2 separate regions of the Homo sapiens genome follow, and region 2 is linked to region 1. Evidence: read pairs that join two places in POLR2A ChIA-PET (ENCODE). Cell type or tissue: GM12878. All regions are shown on one strand. Links, peaks and the distances in the headings refer to the core of each region. The heading gives the core; the rest is flanking DNA. Region 1 holds the start of LOC124901690 (a long non-coding RNA gene). Region 2 overlaps ADAM22 (ADAM metallopeptidase domain 22).

Region 1 (5,385 bases), core at 146-5,145:
TTCGGTTATTTTTCATTGTGTTATTGTTATATAGGTCCTGTGAGATTTATTCTTTAAGGAGGTTCTATTTTGGTGTATTTTGAGGATTTGTTCAAGATTTTAGTTCCTTTTAGCAGTTCTTGTAGTGCTGTCTTGGTAGTAGCGAATTCTCTCAGCATTTGTTTATCTGGAAAAGACTATATCTTTCCTTCATTTATGAAGCCTTACTTTCACTGCATACAAAATTCTTGGCTGATAATTTTTTTTTTTTTTGAGATGGAGTCTCACTCTGTTGCCCCAGCTGGAGTGCAATGGCATGATCTCGGCTCCTGCAACCTCTGCCTCCCGGGTTCAAGCGATTATCCTGTCTCAGCCTCCCAAGTAGCTGGGATTACAGGCTCGTGCCACCAGGCCTGGCTAATTTTTGTATTTTTAGTAGAGACGGGGTTTCACCATGTTGGTCAGGCTGGTCTCGAACTCCTGACCTCATGACCCACCCACCTCAGCCTCCCAAAGTGCTGGGATTACAGGCGTGAGCCACCACGCCTGGCTGATAATTTTTTTTAAGAAGGCTAAAAATGGGACCCCAGTCCCTTCTAGCTTGTAAGGTTTCTGATGAGAAATCTGCTGTTAATCTGATAGGTTTTCCTTTATATTACCTGATGCTTTTGCCTCAGTTCTTAAGATTCTTTCCTTCATCTTGACTTTAGATAAACTGGTGACCATGTGCCTAGGAAATTATCTTTTTGTGACGAGTTTCCCAGATGTTCTTTGAGCTTCTTGTATTTGGATGTCGAGATCTCTAGCAAGGCCAGGGACACTTTTATTGATTATTCCCTCAAATATATTTTCCAAGCTTTTAGATTTCTCTTCTTCCTTGTGAACACCAATTATTCTTAAGTTTGGACATTTAACATAGTCCCAAACTTCTTGGAGTCTTTGCTCATTTTTTAAAATTCTTTTTTCTTTGTCTTTGATGGATTGGGTTAATTTGAAAGCCTTATCTTCAAGCTCTGAAGTTCTTTCTTCTGCTTGTTTGATTCTATTGATGAGACATTCCAGTGCATTTTGCATTTCTCTAAGTGTGTCCTTGATTTCCAAAAGTTGTGATTATTTTTTATTTATGCTATTTCACTGAAGAATTTTCCTTTATATCCTGTATCATGTTTTTTTTTTTTTCTTTAAGTGGGACTTCACCTTTCTCAGATGCCTCCTTGATTAGCTTAATAATCATCCTTCTAAACTCTTTCTGTCAATTCAGAGATTTCATCTCATTTTGGATCCATTGCTGGTGAGCTGGTATGATTTTCTGGGAATGTTAAAGAACCTGGTTTTTTCATATTACCAGAATTGTTTTCCTGGTCCTTCTCATTTGGGCAGACTATGTCAGAGGGAAGCTCTTAGGTTCAAGGGCTGCTGTTCAGAATATTTTGTCCCACACTGTGCTCCCTTGATGTGGTGTTCTCCCCCTTCCCCTAGGAATGGGGCTTCCTGAGAGCTGAACTGTAGTGATTGTTTTTGTCCGTCTGGGTCTAGCCACCCTGCAGAGCTCCCAGGCTCCAGGCTGGTACTGGGGAGTGTCTGCAAAGAGTCCTGTGATGTGATCCAGCTTCAGGTCTTGCAGCCATGGATACCAGCACTTGCTTTGGTGGAGGTAGCAGGGGAGTGAAGTGGACCCTGTGAGGGTCCTTGGTTGTGTTTTTGTTTAGTGTACTGGTTTTGTGTTGGTTGGCCTCGAGCCAGGAGGTGGCGCTTTCAAGAGCACATCAGCTGCAGTCCTACAGGGAAGATGCAAACTTTGCCCTAGGGACACCTGGTTAAGTATTCAGGTTTCACAGGCAGTGGGCAGGGCCATCATGCTCTCAAGAGATTATGACCTTTGTCTTTAGCTGCCAGGGAGGGTAGAGAAAGACCACCAGGTAGGTGCAAGGATAGGCATGTCTGAGCTCAGTCTCTTCTTGGTTGGGGCTTGCTGTGGCTGCTGTGGGGTATTGGGGGTGTGGTTCCCAGTCCATAAAGTTATATTACCAGGGGGATTCTGGCTGCCTCTGCTGAGTCATACAGGTCACCGGGGAAGTAGGGGAAAACCAGCAATCACAGACCTCACCCTGCTCCCACACAGCCTGCAGTCCTAAAGGCTGGTTTCACTCCCACCAGGCCCCACAACAGCACTGTCTATTTCCAGGCCGCCAGTGACCAGGGCTGACAACTTGCCCAGACCACAAGACTCCCTGTTGAGAAAGCAAGCGGACTCACAGTTTTTCAGTGTCTCAGGGAGCCTGCAGCAGTGATCCAGTTCCTTCAAAAGGTCTGTGGATTCTCTTGGCTTTCCTGGTATGTTCCTGTGGTAGTTCTTGGAGCAAAAGTTCACAATGTGAGTCTCCACACACTGTTGTGTCTGTCTGAGCGGGAGCTACACGCTAGTCCTGTCTCCTATCCACCATACTAATCTCTCAGAATTCTACTTGTGGCTATTTTAATTTAATTTAATTTAATTTAAAATTCAGATCCTCAACCAAACTAGCTGCATTTCAAGTGCCGAACCTGTAGCTAGTAACTACTATATTGGACAGCTAAGATGTAGAACATTTCTATCATGCAGAAAAGTTCTATTGGAAAGACAGCACTGGGTTCCAGAGTTTAAACGACTTGCCCCCAGACCCCATGGCGAGTAATAAAGTACCCTAGGACCTAAATCTCCTGCTTTCAGGTCTGAGTTTCTTTCCACAATATCTCCCTGGTTGAAATCTGGGTTTGTGTAACCTTCACCTTGATCCTGATTCTGGTTTGGTAAAACATAACAAAAAATTTTCTACATGATGCTCTTTGGAGGCGTTTTACTCATTCCCTATTTTCTTTTTAACCCCTGCCTCATGTGACATGGCTTCAGGTTCCTTCATCATCAATATGATCTCAAAATATACTGTAGTGTGTCAATGTCCCAGCTAAAGTGTGGTGTCCAGAATTAATGACGTAGCTTAGATATTGTTTCACAAGCAAACAATAGAGAGGAACTTTTTTCTTCCTTGTCCTAAATTCTTGCCTAAGAGGACATTCTATCATATTTTTGGTAAATAAATTTCATTGAGCTTACTGTCATTACAAAAAAAATTCCCCAAATCTTCAAAATGAGCGAAACAGTTAAGAATTGTTCAGGAAATTGTAGCCTGAACAAGATTTCAGTAGTATACAACAGACTTTAATGCAGTACGTTCTGTGATAGTTACAGTCAAAGAGAATTAGAACCCTAGGACCTGGAAAAGTTCTTCACTTTCCTTTGCTATATGATGGAGCCAAATTCTTTACTCAGTTCTCTTCGTTGGAAAATGAACTTGATCAGATTTTATAATGATCGTGCTGCTATACATATACTCTAATTTTTAATTTTTTAAGATGTTTGAAATGTTTAAAATAATTGCATAGGCCAAACACATCATCTTGATGTAATAAAAATTAAAATAGGTTTTTTTTTTCTTTAGGAGGCTGTCTTAGCTCAGGCTACCATGTCAAAAATATCATAGACTCAGTTACTTAAACAATAAACATTGTTTCTTATAGTTCTGGAGGCTGGGAAGTACAAATTGAAGGCCGTGGCAAATCTAGTATCTGGTGAGGACCAACTCCTAGCTTGTGGACAGCAACCTTCTTGCTGTATTCTCACATGGCCCAGAGTGCTAGTTCTCTCCCTATTCTTATAAAGACACTAATTCCATCATATAGGCTAGACCCTCATGACCTAATTACTTTCCAAAGGCCCTACCTTCAAATACCACCACATTAGGGCCTCAACATAGGAATTTGGAGGCAGGGGGACAAAAACATTCACATGTTAGCAGAGGTTAAGAAGATATCTTTTGTCAAATTTGTAAGTCTAACTTGTTAGGTGCTTGATATATCTGAGAAAACAAGTATAAATTATAAAGTTTTTTCCTCAGTTATATATAGAGTGTTTAATGTTGGGTAAAATTATTCTGTCAAATTTATGAATTAACTGAATATTAATCAAAGAACAGTGAAAGTAATGATCTTATTTTTATTTTAACAAAAAGTAAGATTGTGAACTAAGCCTAAAGACTTAAGGAAAACTACATTTTAAATTTTATGAGTTACCAAAATAGAATATCAATGAAATAAAAGAACGGCAAGTATTTCTTTTGTGAATTACTGCTTTCCTCTCTGTCTGTAATTTTCTTTTTTTGGTATGTCTGGTCTGTAGTTTTCTTTTTTTGTTATGTCCTTCCCTGGTTTTGGTATTAGGGTGATACTGGCATAAAGAATGATGTAGGGAGGATTCCCTCTTTCTTTCTTTTTTGAAATCGTTTCAGTAAGATTGGTACCATTTCTTTTTTTATTTTAGATAATTTTTTTGAGACAGTCTTGCTCTGTCGCCCAAACTGGAGTGCAGTGGTGTGATCTCAGCTTCCTGCAACCTCCGCCTACCAGATTCAAGCAATTCTCCTGCCTCAGCCTCTCGAGTAGGCAGGACCACAGGGATGTGCCACCATGCCCAGCTAAGTTTTTGTATTTTAGAGACGGACTTTCACCATGTTGGCCGCCCACCTCAGCCTCCCAAAGTGCTGGGATTACAGGCGTGAGCCACCATGTCCTGCCTAATTTTTTTGTATTTTTAGTAGAGATGGGGTTTCACCATGCTGGCTAGGCTAGTCTGAAACTCCTGACCTCATGATCCGCTCGCCTCGGCCTCTCAAAGTGTTGGGATTACAGGCATGAGCCACTGCAGCCAGCCGATTGGTACCATTTCTTCTTTGAATGTCTGATAGAATTCAGCTGTGAATCCACCTGGTCCTGGATCTTTTTTCGTTGGCTATTTTTAAAAATTACTGTTTCAATCTCACTACTTGTTGTTGGTCTGTTCAGAGTTTCTATTTCTTCCTGATTTAATCTAGTAAGGTTGTATATTTCCAGGACTATCCATCTCCTCTAGATTTTCCAGTTTGTGCATGTGAAGGTATTCATAGCAGCCTTGAATGATCTTTTGTATTTCTGTGATATCAGTTGTAATATCTCCCATTTCATTTCTAATTGAGCTTATTTGGATCTTCTCTCTTCTTGGTTAATCTCGCTAATGGTCTATCAGTTTTGTTTATCTTTTCAAAGAACAAGCTTTTTGTTTCATTTATCTTTTGTATTTTTTTGTTTAATTTCATTTAGTTGTGCTCTGATCTTGGTTATTTCTTTTTTCTGCTGGGTTTGAGTTTAGTTTTTTCTTATTTCTCTAGTTCTTTGAGATGTGACCTTAGATTGTCAATTGGTGCTCTTTCAGACTTTTTGATGTAGGCATTTAATGCTGTGAACTTTCCTCTTAGCACCACTTTTTGCTGCATCCCAGAGGTTTTGATAAGTTATGTCACTATTATTGTTCAGTTCAAATAATTTTTTATTTCC
Region 2 (5,385 bases), core at 112-5,111, 150 kb before region 1:
AAAGCACTAAAATATAAATAAAACTATCATTAATAAATTTTAAAAAATGCATCAAGCTATAAATTTCTAGTGTTGCTCTATTAATAGACATTGAGCCAACTAAAAACTCCTTAAGTGAACTGAAGGTCATCAAACTAAAACTGTTCCAATCATCTAAAAATGTGCATTTTTGAGCACAGAGGTTCATCATGATAAGCACCATGCCTACAATTGCTTGAAATGTAAACAGAACGATCAAACAAGCATTACATTAATGCAGGCACCATAATCCTGTATTATCTGACACTTATATTACTATTTAGAAAACTTGTAATTATAGTCTAAGTCAATGCTTCATTTATCTTGAGAATAGATGTTCTTACTGACTTTATGTTAGAATCAGCTAGCACGCTCTCAGCTGCAAGCTGTAGAAAACACAACAAAAAGTATATTAAACAATCAGGACATTTATCATCTTATTTCTTCTTTGAAATTCCAGGTCTAGCATAATATAAATTTGCTTTTGAGGATATTCAGTTCTACTTGATAAATAAATTTGATGTTTATAAAATATAGGCAAACCCTTTTAAGATATTTTCAGTATATATTTTGCTAGTAAGACATGAACAGAATTCACAGATGTATAAAGTATAAAAAGAAGATTGTATATGTGTTACACACTGACAGAAAGGGCTGCAAGATCAAGAAATGTCAATTACTCTTGAAGCATATGAGTAATAAATGTTCATGATATATTAAATATATAAGAGGCACTAAATATCCAGGATACACTAAATATACATATGTACTTAATATTCATGAGGGGGTTTTTCAGCTTCGACACAATTGATACTTTGGGCCAGATAATTCTTTGTCTTGGGAGGCTGTCTTGTTCACTGTAGCACACTTAGCATCCCTAGATTCTACCTAATAGATGCCAGTAGCATCTCTTACATACACCAGTCATGACAATCAAAAATGTCTCCAGACATTGCTAAATGTACACTGGGGTACAAAATTACCCTGATTAACAACTGCTGATACTCTTTCCTGCTCCATTTGTTATCTGTCCAATAAACATAACAGAACTCATGACTGTTTGTGAGGCTAACTGGCAAGCCACAGCCACTGACTAGGCATACTTGTCCCAGTATCTCTCAGACACTTGAGCAGGTGTTATTAGCTTGGGACGACTGCTATCTTTGGGGCTTGCCCAAACCTCAACTCTGGTCCTTGTAACCACACCATCAGTGGGGAAGGCATATGCAGATGTATGAACATGAACACTATGTATCCCAGGATTAGCTGGCATGGCCCCTCTACCCTACTTGCCCCTAACCCAGGTATACCAACCTAATAATCTTTCCTCTTGCCTCTCACTGTGCACTTTAAATTAATTTAGTGAATTACGTGATTTGAGGATTGGAATTTAGTCTGTGGGAGCTTTTGGTTCCCTCACCTCTAGGATAGCTCACCTAAGCATACTTGGAGGCTACCATTGCATCAAAGTAATCTTCCCATCTGACATCAGGGCAGTTCCAGGGTTGGCTCACGTGGTGGCTCAGTGCCATTAATGAGATGAGGGGTGTTTACAACTTTCTGCTCTGCCCTCAGCATGGTAGCCGGGGCTCTCTTAACTGGCTCCTCTCATGACCCTGATATGATGGCTGCAATTCTCACCATCTTATAGAAAATACATTATTCCAAGATTAAAAAAAGAAAAAAAGCCTTGTATTTATTTTTAAAAGTGAACAAGCCCTTTCAAAAATAGCTCTTAGCATTCATCTTCTCAAGTATCTTCTGCCAGAATTACATTATATGGCCACTCCTAAACCAATCCTTTGACAAGAACATTTGTCTTTGAACAATCAAGATTCTCCTGCCAGGCCTTCCTTGACCATCATGATTCTTTACAGAGAACTGAACAATATTGTTGGAAAGGAGAGTGGTGAAGAAAGTACCTGTTGTACATCCAATTGAAAATTGTCTCTTTTTTTGTCTTCATCATGAGTATATTATATATTTCACAAATTTCCAAGGGCTTATAACAAAAACGTAAAATTATATGGAAAGACCTGCCTCAGGCAAAACTGGTAATTGCTCCAGCATCCACATCACACCCTGTTTACCCAAAACAGGAGAGATACTAGCCAGGTGTTTGCAAAGGACTGTCCTCCAACCTTGCTATCAGTCTTAAAAACTTCCCCAGATGTAGGAGAGAAACATCATCATACAGAGGCATGTTTATCAGCAGAGCCAGCCAGGTTCCCTCTCCTGGGAATCTGAACTTGTAAATTCAGAAAAAAATCATTCAGCTGATGAAGGAAAGAGAAACAGAAAGTCAAAAGTAAGTTGACACTTAAAAGAAACTGAGCTGTACGGTGGTGAATACCAGAGTGAAAGCCCCACATCTCCACTGCTGAAGTCCCTGAATGCAGAACACCCTATCCCTGTGCTAGACATCTTTGGGACCCTTGCTCTCTCACTGTCACATGAGTCAAACCCCACTACTGCAGCCAGCATGAGTGAAATCAAAATCACCTAAGTCAAATACTCCTCAGAGGAATACTAGCTGTGGTGTAGGAATAGTAGTAGTAATAATAATAATAATAAAATCTAAAAACTACTTTTGAGTCCTCCAGGCTTTCAAATTTCAAGGGAACATTTCCCTTTGAATTATAAAATCTAGGCATTAAGAGAATATGAGTCACTGCACGAATGTAATTACAGCAAAGAAAAGCCCTCTGCTCAGGAATTATGCAGCTATTTCAATCAAGCCTCTATATACAAGTATTGCTGGAAAGCGCTCCATGTAATTTTAAACCAAAAACAGCTCATGCAATTTGGTTTTGTTTGTTTGCATATTGTGAAAGTCTGCAAAGTATTGTTATTTTAATGATTAGGGTGAGAATCCTTAAATTTAAACTTTCACTTTTCCCTCTACTAAACCATAAAATCTTTACTATCATCAAGTTAGAACCTAAGTTAATTTTCTTGAAGCTTCCTGAAGTAGAGATAATCAAATTATCTTGTTATTTTCTTTAGAACATCATTGTTCATCATTATATAGGGATCTACTTAAATCATTTTAAGTGTAGGAAAATGGAAGACCTCCTTAACATAAAGGAAATTTTATATTAATGTAAATGGGTCAGGTAGAATTCACTCCATACTAATAGCTTAATAATGATGTGTGAATGCTTGTTTGTGAACTTTGAAATATAAAAGTAAAAATCATTTTCAACCAATTTCTAAAGGCCACTCATTCTCTAAAGGAAGTAAGATGTTTATAAAATTAGAAATGTTTTCTGAGACCTTTTTTCATTTGCATGTCATAACAAGCCTAAAAAAGCAAAACAAATATAATGTAAACATTTTCAGTCATAATAATGATTATCCTTTGTGTAGTGGGCAACTGTCATGAATCAGAGACAGCTCGTACAGTATTATACAAAGGTTTGGGAGTTAAAAACAAAAACAAATATTTTAATTTTCCATCCAAGCTCTGCCATTTACTAATTGTGTACCCTTGGCCAAGCTGCTTAATCTTGATCAACATAATTTGCTTCTGTTTAAAATGGAGACACTAAAAAAAAAAAAAAAAAAAAAATCACTTCATAAAGCTGGTATGGTATTAAACCAGAACATAGATGAAATGCATCCCATATCCTGATTTCAATCATTCACATACCCTATTCACCATCTCATATCTATTCATCTTTCTCTAGAACTCTATCTCACTGTTTTGGAACTTAAAACCATTGAGCCTATCTACCACTTTTTCACTCTCCTCACCTTCTTGTCTACTTAATCCAGTTTATCTTCCATGATCTGTCCTGATAAATCACCTCCCTTCACACACTCTAAACTAATTTACCCCTCTTTCCACTGTACTTGCTTGACCAAACCTCAATCACAGTAAAACTCCTTCTACTAATCAAAGTCTGACTCCAAGAAATAGAACATCTTGAATGGTCATAGGCTGGTGTAGGATCACAGTTGTCAAATGGTCCCTCATCACAACACTGCCCTTAAGTCCACTACGCTTTTCCAGTCAATTTACTCTGAGAAGATCCTTCTAAATCTCTCTCCTCACATCTCTACTGTGCTCCCTCATTATCACTCCCTTCAGATAATCTCACTTCTGTATTCACTGGAAAAATGAAAACAAGACTACCTCATCTTTCCAATCTACCAGCACCCCTGTTTCTGAACCAGTCTCTACTAGGATGTCAAATAGGCATCTCAAATTCAACATGTCTAATGCATAACTCTCTCAGTCAAATCCGAACATTCAATTCTACCTTCAAAATGTATCCTAGTAACAACTTGACAGTGAAAAAAAAACTGGAGACATCACCTTAACCAAGTGATCACAGTTAACATAACCAATAATAGAAAAAAACAAAATCATGTGCTTCTGAAGTGATGCTTGCATAAGAAGCAAACAAATGAACAAAGCAACTTGAATGTGCAATAGATTTTCAAAGAAACAGCCTCAGAGCAAAGATCTAATCCAAGGTGCTGCCAGTAAGATGTAATCTCAAGGTCAAGAGTAAGTCAAGGGTGTAGTTTTAAAACGCTTTGTTATAACTCAGACAGACTAAAGGCTGTTTCGCCTTTACCAAATCATCTATGTAAAAGAGTTCCGAAAACTATTAAGGGCCTCAGCTAGACAAAAGAGTTTCTAAGTATCTTGTAGGTTCTCATAGACATTCTCACCTAAACAAAAAGGCTAGTATGGATCTTCAGTGCATTGTCCCATAGCATCTTAACTCACAGTAGAGAGGGACCTATCTCAAAAAGATCTGTGGATGTGGATTTGTCTAATGGGGTAAATGCCAATGAGATTCACATGAAACCTGTGAAGTTCTTAAGAGAATTATATCACTGGAACCACACCAGCTTGGACCAAAATGGACAGTCAGTTCAAACTCTTTATAGTGAGGAAACAGACCAGAAAGATAGCTAGCTTAAAGCCCGGCACATTTCTTTTAAAAAAAAAATAAATGTTGACTCAGAGGATGAACCCAAGAACCACAAAAGGACTGCTCCCAGGAAGCAAAGCAGAGCCTTAATCAACATATATTCCCTTCTGCCAAAGCAGGAGAAACCAGTGACATACCTGATTCAGTATCAGAAATTCAATGGACCAGTGACTGCCGAGTAGCTATTTCCCACTTTTTGAACAGGAGTATCTACTGCAGTCATCCTGCCCCTATCCACCCTGTATTTCAGGTTATCTTTTTGGTTCAAGGGTCTACACCTGGGCTACCTCATCTAAGCAGCCTTATCTACACCTGGACCTAATTCAGATGATGAGAACCTGAACCTTGCATTTGAGCCTGATACTATAATGGAATAAGATTTTTCAGGGGTCTCTGGAGGAATTCAATGCATTCTGCA

The links. Peaks named below come from ENCODE experiments on the same cell type or tissue, not always from the same donor. Only the 100,000 strongest peaks of a DNase experiment are listed, where the experiment ranks them.
Region 2: POLR2A ChIA-PET joins it to region 1 with 8 read pairs; 2 of 35 experiments call an interaction of 5 or more read pairs at or near these places.

What each region holds. Positions count from the first base shown.
Region 1 is chr7:87,923,473-87,928,857 of GRCh38, reverse strand. LOC124901690 (a long non-coding RNA gene) reads left to right here and starts at 2,126. Exons shown (of 2, transcript XR_007060414.1): 1 at 2,126-2,287. RefSeq lists enhancers at 1,520-2,088, 1,749-2,208. In GM12878, for the core only: a CTCF peak has its summit at 1,735 (motif pointing right); DNase peaks (open chromatin) are centred at 2,117 and 3,649; H3K4me3 peaks cover 2,771 bases; H3K27ac peaks cover 3,209 bases.
Region 2 is chr7:88,069,596-88,074,980 of GRCh38, reverse strand. All of the region lies in intron 3 of ADAM22 (ADAM metallopeptidase domain 22), which reads right to left. Among named protein-coding and RNA genes, the nearest start is that of ADAM22, 140 kb to the right of the region's middle. RefSeq lists enhancers at 2,088-2,187, 2,198-2,347. In GM12878, for the core only: no CTCF peak of the experiment used is centred there; a DNase peak (open chromatin) is centred at 2,310; H3K4me3 peaks cover 359 bases; H3K27ac peaks cover 513 bases.